Regions from separate parts of the Homo sapiens genome. Here region 1 is linked to region 2. The links are chromatin loops, found by intact Hi-C in ENCODE. Cell type or tissue: pancreas. All regions are shown on one strand. Links, peaks and the distances in the headings refer to the core of each region. The heading gives the core; the rest is flanking DNA. Region 1 overlaps MRGPRG-AS1 (MRGPRG antisense RNA 1). Region 2 overlaps OSBPL5 (oxysterol binding protein like 5).

Evidence for each region. Peaks named below come from ENCODE experiments on the same cell type or tissue, not always from the same donor. Only the 100,000 strongest peaks of a DNase experiment are listed, where the experiment ranks them.
Region 1: it touches region 2 in a loop (5-fold over the local background); 15 of 110 quality-filtered maps call a loop at or near these places.

What each region holds. Positions count from the first base shown.
Region 1 is chr11:3,220,255-3,223,151 of GRCh38, reverse strand. MRGPRG-AS1 (MRGPRG antisense RNA 1) reads right to left here. Exons shown (of 2, transcript NR_027138.1): 2 at 21-1,582. Among named protein-coding and RNA genes, the nearest start is that of MRGPRG, 2.9 kb to the right of the region's middle. RefSeq lists an enhancer at 2,281-2,897. In pancreas, for the core only: no CTCF peak of the experiment used is centred there; a DNase peak (open chromatin) is centred at 1,251.
Region 2 is chr11:3,159,136-3,162,032 of GRCh38, reverse strand. The region is part of intron 1 of OSBPL5 (oxysterol binding protein like 5); the gene reads left to right. Among named protein-coding and RNA genes, the nearest start is that of OSBPL5, 4.7 kb to the left of the region's middle. In pancreas, for the core only: no CTCF peak of the experiment used is centred there; DNase peaks (open chromatin) are centred at 1,162, 1,572 and 2,512; H3K4me3 peaks cover 1,215 bases.

The DNA.
Region 1 (2,897 bases), core at 286-2,785, 61 kb before region 2:
ACAAATAACCACAACCGGATGGCTTCACACAGCAGGACTTTATTCCCTTGGTTACAGAGGACAGAAGTCTGAGATCAAGGTGGCAGCAGGGCCGCGCTCCCTGAGGGCTCCAGGGGAAGGTGCTTCCTCATCTCTTTCAGCTTCTGGTGGCTCTGGCCCTCCTTGGCCTGTGGCTGTGTAACCCCTGCTGGCCTCCAACCTCACGTGGCCTCCCCCTGCTCTCCAGTGTCCCTCCTCTCCTTTCCTGTATAGGGACACTTGTCATTGCATTTAGGGCCCACACAGATACTCCAGGACGAGCTCATCTCAAAATCCTTGTATCTGCCAAGGGCCTTTTCTCCAGGAAGAGCTCGTGCACAGCTTCCAGCGACTGGGGACGTGGACACATCTTCTGAGGCCACCGTCGGCCATGACACGATGGGGCGGGCATTGGCTCTGTCCTCCTTGCAACACCGGGAGCAGTTGCTCCCCCCACGGAGGCTCCCTCCACGTATTCCACCCGCACCAGACCCCTCCCAGAGAGAACAAGACAGACCAAAGCCCAGCCTCGGCGGGGCCGACACCCGTGCCCCATAGGGGATACCCAGCCAGGTGAGAAAGTGGAAGCATGGCCTAGACGGTGGGCAAACACGAGAAGGGGCTGTGGGAGGGGTCAGGGGTGATGGAGAAACCAGGGTTGGTGGCTGCCTGGGCCTGACCGGGGCTGGCCGAGCTGCGCAGGACCTCCTCCCTAAGAACTTCACTCCAAGCTGCCTCAAACGACTGCCCTTGCCCAGCACTGTTTGAAGTGCCCAATAGAAAGCGACCCCAGAAATTAGGCCATCCCACTCCCAATGGCCCTTAGACAGGGGAAGTCCTCCACGGGCAAAGGGTTGCGGTCGCCGTCGGAGACCTGGGATAGGAGACTCTGCTACCTGGGATAGAAGCCGGGCGCCCTGCCTGGCTCGAGGATGTACGAGGGATCAAAACTCTTCACCTTGCGCACTGTGGCTGAGGCTGAGCTCCTCATCCCGCCCCTGATGGTGAGGCAGCCAGGAGGGACCCAGGCAGCCGGTCTCCCTCTGTGCGTCCCTCTGGGCCCCTGGTGACTGCAGGTGACCGGAGCTACCAACTAAGTTAATAGAGATGCTCCAAGTTTCACCCAAACAGGAGGCAGGTAAGCAAGGCTTGGAGGCGCTAGTTGAAACAGGCCTGGACGGTGACCTCGAGGAGGAGGTGGAGCCACGCCGGGAGAGGTCCCGGAGAGCAGCGAGGACCGGCATCTGGGGTGGAGGCAGCAGGCAGGGTGGCAGGAGGTGCCCCTGGGCCACACGAGCTGTGCCGTGCGTTTCAAAGCCATGTGCAACAATGCCGGGAGCTGGGTAGCCGGCATGCCCCCGCCCAGAGCTGCACAGGCTGCTGGTTTGTGTTGCAGAAGTGATTTCCGAAGCCAAGTCCATTTGAGAAACGTGAAGAGAAACAGCATCTTTACGACCGAATTTCTGGCTTGAGCTGACACACTCTGCACCCCACCCAGGAGCTGCGGAACGCAGTCCGTGGAAGGAAAAACTCTCTTATCAAGAACATCTTACTGTCCAGTGTTCTGCAGAGCAAAATGCGGAAAACAATCCGTCAACGGCTGGGAGCCCAGGCTCTGAGGCAAACAGATGGACAGTGAGGGGGTCTCCTTAGGAAGGGGTGGGGGCCGCCCCTGCAGACCACCCACAGACGCAGTGGTCGGCTGACACATTAGGAGAGCCAGTCCCAAGCCTGGGAACCCAGGCTTCGAGCTGTCCATAAACGGTCAGTCCAGTGAGAGGGGGAAACCAAGGCACAGAGAGGTTGGGTTATTCTCTCAAGGCCACACAGCCAGGCCCCTGTCCACAGTTCTAGGCCCCCTGTGCCCACAGCCAACCAAAGACTAGCAGGAGCAGCCCAACATCAGTGGAGTACCCGGAAGGTGGCCCAGCCTCACTGGGCACAGAGGGTCTCCATTCTCCTTCTCCCTCCCCTCCATGCACCAGGTGAGGTGGGAGCGGGTGGAAAGCACTGACCTGGTGCCTTCAGTTCCCCTGCCAGAGGGGCTGAGGAGGAAGGAAAGGCCTGCCCACACTGACAACTTTTTGTTTTAGCTCATTCCTGCAATTTCTGTGAACAGTGCCACACCCTGTCACTTCTAGGGAACTGGCCGGGTGCCCTCCGTCCAGCCAGCTGGGTCCCAGAGGACATGAAAGGATTTAGGGACCGGGAGGAGCCTCCAGGCAATGAGCGCTGGTCTGAGCACAGAAGGGCCTGAGAGAGCTGGGGGCAGCCTCGTCACAGGTGAGAAGGCTCCGCCTGCCCCCACTGCACCCCCCAGGTGAGGCACTGGCACCCTCCCCTGCCCTCCGCAGTGGCCCCTGCTCTCAGCCTGGCTCCCCGGTGGATGGGGCTGGCTGGGATGTTTGGATTTCCTTTGGGAAGGGAAGGCAGGGCGGGATGCGGGTGGGAATTCCGGCTAAGTTGAAATGTGTGGACACCAGAGCTCAAGGGCGTCGCTGGAGCGGGCCGAGCAGGTGAACCTGTTCTGATAACAATGAAGATGCCCCCTCCTGCCGCCGGGCCACTCCTCTCTGTAACTCTCTCTCCAGGAATAGAGCCTAACCTCACCCCAGCATGGGGGGCCTGAGCGCCGGCCTCACCCCCAGCCTCAGACTCTGAGCCAGAGCCAGAGCACAGCCAGGAGAGTCTGGTTTCCTCCTTGAGGAAATTGAGGCTCAGAGAGGGGAGGTGTGTTTCCACCCCACCACCCCACCCCCAGTCACCACACTCACCACCACAAGCCAGGGCCCGGCCGAGGTCTCCCACTGCCCCTGGTTGGGCTCGGAGGACAGGCCACCATCACCGTGTGCCCGGCCATGGCAAGGCACAGGAGCCAA
Region 2 (2,897 bases), core at 263-2,762:
GATGCCCCTCCACTCTGTCTCCCTTCCCTTGTTCTCCTCTCCCCCTCCCCTCCCCTCCCTCTCCCCTCCTTGCTCACAGGGGTCTGGCGTCAGCCCCGGCTTCTTACTCCAGGGCCTTTGCACTGCCTGTGCCTCTGCTTTCGGCCCCTCCTTGGATCTGCATTTGGTGGGCTCCATCTAATTCAGGTCCCAGCTCAGATGCTGCCTCTCTGAGAGAGTCTCTGTTCCTGGCCCGTTACCCATTCCAAAGCAGCTCTCAGCTCTGTGTTTTGTTTTCTCTTTATTTATACTGAAATGGTCATGTTTGTTTAATTGAATGGCTTCCTATGGAGAAAGCGATTGGGCCAAGCCAGGTTCATGGTGGGCGCCGCTGGTGCGTGGCATCTGTCCCTGGTGGGTGCCGCTGGTGCGCGGTGTCTGTCCCCATGCACGGTTGCCTGCAAGTCTGCTCCGGGCTCTCTTCCCAGGGGCTGGCACACAGTAGGTGTTCTACGGTTAAGTGAGGCACATGTGGAAAGCCGTCATACTGTCTCATCCCAGGGAGGTCAGTAGATTGAGACTGGCTGCCCCCATCTAGCAAGTCCCACCCACCATGTCCTGGTTTCACCAGCATCGGCTGGTGTGGGACGTGACCAGCTCATTTCCTCCATGCTCTAGGATGGGAAGGACAAGAGGGCGTGACTCTTCCCAGAGTCCCATCATCTCTGATTTAGGAATGGAGCCCTTAGGGTGTCTCACCTCCTCGGGATGCCTAATAGTGTGTTTGGTGAATGCAGATGGACTTAACTGGTCCATAGATCCCCTCTCACCCTGCTGACACGAAGACAAGGATGAAGGGGAAAGTTGAGGCTCAACAACTGAACAGTATTCCTTCTAAATATGTACATTCTTAGGGATTTTAAGTGGAAAACAGGGAGGAGATTTGAGGGATACCCCACCTCGGCAGGCAGCTGGTCAGGCTGCCTGTTGTGACCAGCCTGGGGTCGCCTTCCCTTCATCCAAGGCCAGGGGAGATGGCAAACCTTCAGTAAGCGCTGCCGTACCTGGCAGAGCAGAAGCACCACCCCAGCTTGGAGACAGCATGCCCCTGACTGCTGGTCACGGATGGCCCCTTGGTAAGTGCCCTGTGCTTCTGAGCAAGGCGGGAACGGGCCTCCAGACGCTGGGGGACAGCACAGAGGGAGCTCTGTCGCCCGTGCCTTTGTCCCTTCTCTCGCTGGCCCATTCTCAGCTGCTTCCTCGCGGGGAAGGGCCTTCCTCGGCCAGGGGAGGGAGAGCTCAGTATCCCGGCGTTGCGGAGGGATTGATGTGCTATTGGGGTGAATACGGCGCTCGGTGTGGGGGCGGGGTGGGGGGGGGGAGGGTTGTCATTTAAAGGGGACTTTGGGGATGGTCAGCAGAGGAAGGCGTGGTGTTGGGGCGGAGCATCCGCATCTCCGCGCCCCTTTCCTGGCAGCCAGCGGGATTTCTCCTGATCAGCTATTGCGGCGAATAAGACAGAGTCAACTAAAGGGCGCGCCGCTGTGGGTCCCATTCGCTGGGCTGCGGCTCCAGGCAACGGCATTTGTATGCCCGCCTATTAGGGTGAATGCGACGCGGGGAGTGTGGGTCGCTTAAAGGGCCGGGACTCTGGAAGCAGTGCGTCCCGCTCCTGCCCGCCTATTGCGGTGAATACGGCGCAGCAGTCGGGTTGTTTAAAGGGTCCAGGCGTCCTGCTTGCTGGACTGTGCTGCTTTGGGGCAGCTCCTGGTCCTGGGCGGGAGGGGAGCACTTTAGGGAGGCTCCCCACATTGGCCAGAGGGAGAGGAGCCCCGACGCTGGCCCGTGGGGCAGGAACGCTAGATGCCCTCCTTACAGGATGAACCTCACCCCCACCCCACCCCCTGCTGCCTTAGGAAGTCACCCAAATTTAGCAAAATTCAAGCCAGAGCCAGCAGGCACCAGGGTGGGGCATGTGACCCTGTTCTGGAGGGCTGGTGGGGCCAGGGCAGGGAGGGGGCTGGGCCTAAGAGATTGATGGTGGTGATGGTGGCAGGCACCGCCTCGGATCTGATCAGAAGGCCTAGCCGAGGAAGACGCAGCCGGAATTCTTCACCCCAGGTGCCAGGGTCAGCAGAGTTTATTTGCCTCCTAAACCTTGGTTACCCCGTCTGTAAAGTGAGGCTCATGGCTGGCCCTAGATGGTCTTTGTACACAAGCGCTGGGTGAGCATCAGCCATTGTGTGGGTGACTGGCATGACCCCCTACCCCACCCCTATGGGCTGCCAGTCAAAGGTTTCCACCCTCCAGCCACCATCTCCCTGACTCAGATAGTCCTGGGCCACCCCACCCAGCCGTGGCCCTGGCCCTCCCCAGGTGCACCCTGTCTCTGCCGGCAGACCCTCCACCTCTCTAGCCCTCTCCTCTGCTCCTGAACTTGGCATTGGTCCCAGGCTGCCCTGAGCTGTCTCAGGGGACTCCTGACCTGTGAAGGGGCAGCGAGTCCATGGGAAGCAGTTGGCCTGGGCTCTTTGAGGCTGCTGTCCTCACCTGTAGAGCAGGGACCATAGTACATGGTGTCCCTGAGTGCAGCGGATCCAGTTAGTGGCCTGGCACAGGGCCAGGGAGAACTGGAATGCCTTAGTGTCTGGCCTGCACACTCCCTACCAGCGAGCACTTTGTGGGTTAGGTACCAGGCCTCGTTACCCTGAGGCTGGGGTGCTGTGGACGGGGTGCTGGGACTTAGCATTAATGCTCAAAGACGAGCTACAGAGGTAGTGAGATCCCCCAGCCCCAGGGACACCTGAGAGTTCTACCTCTTCCCCGCGCCCGCCTCAAGAACATACCTGTCTCCTGGGCAGAAACCGACCCTCATGTTTCATTCTCTGTGGCCTCAGGGTGCGTGCACACTCTCGCCT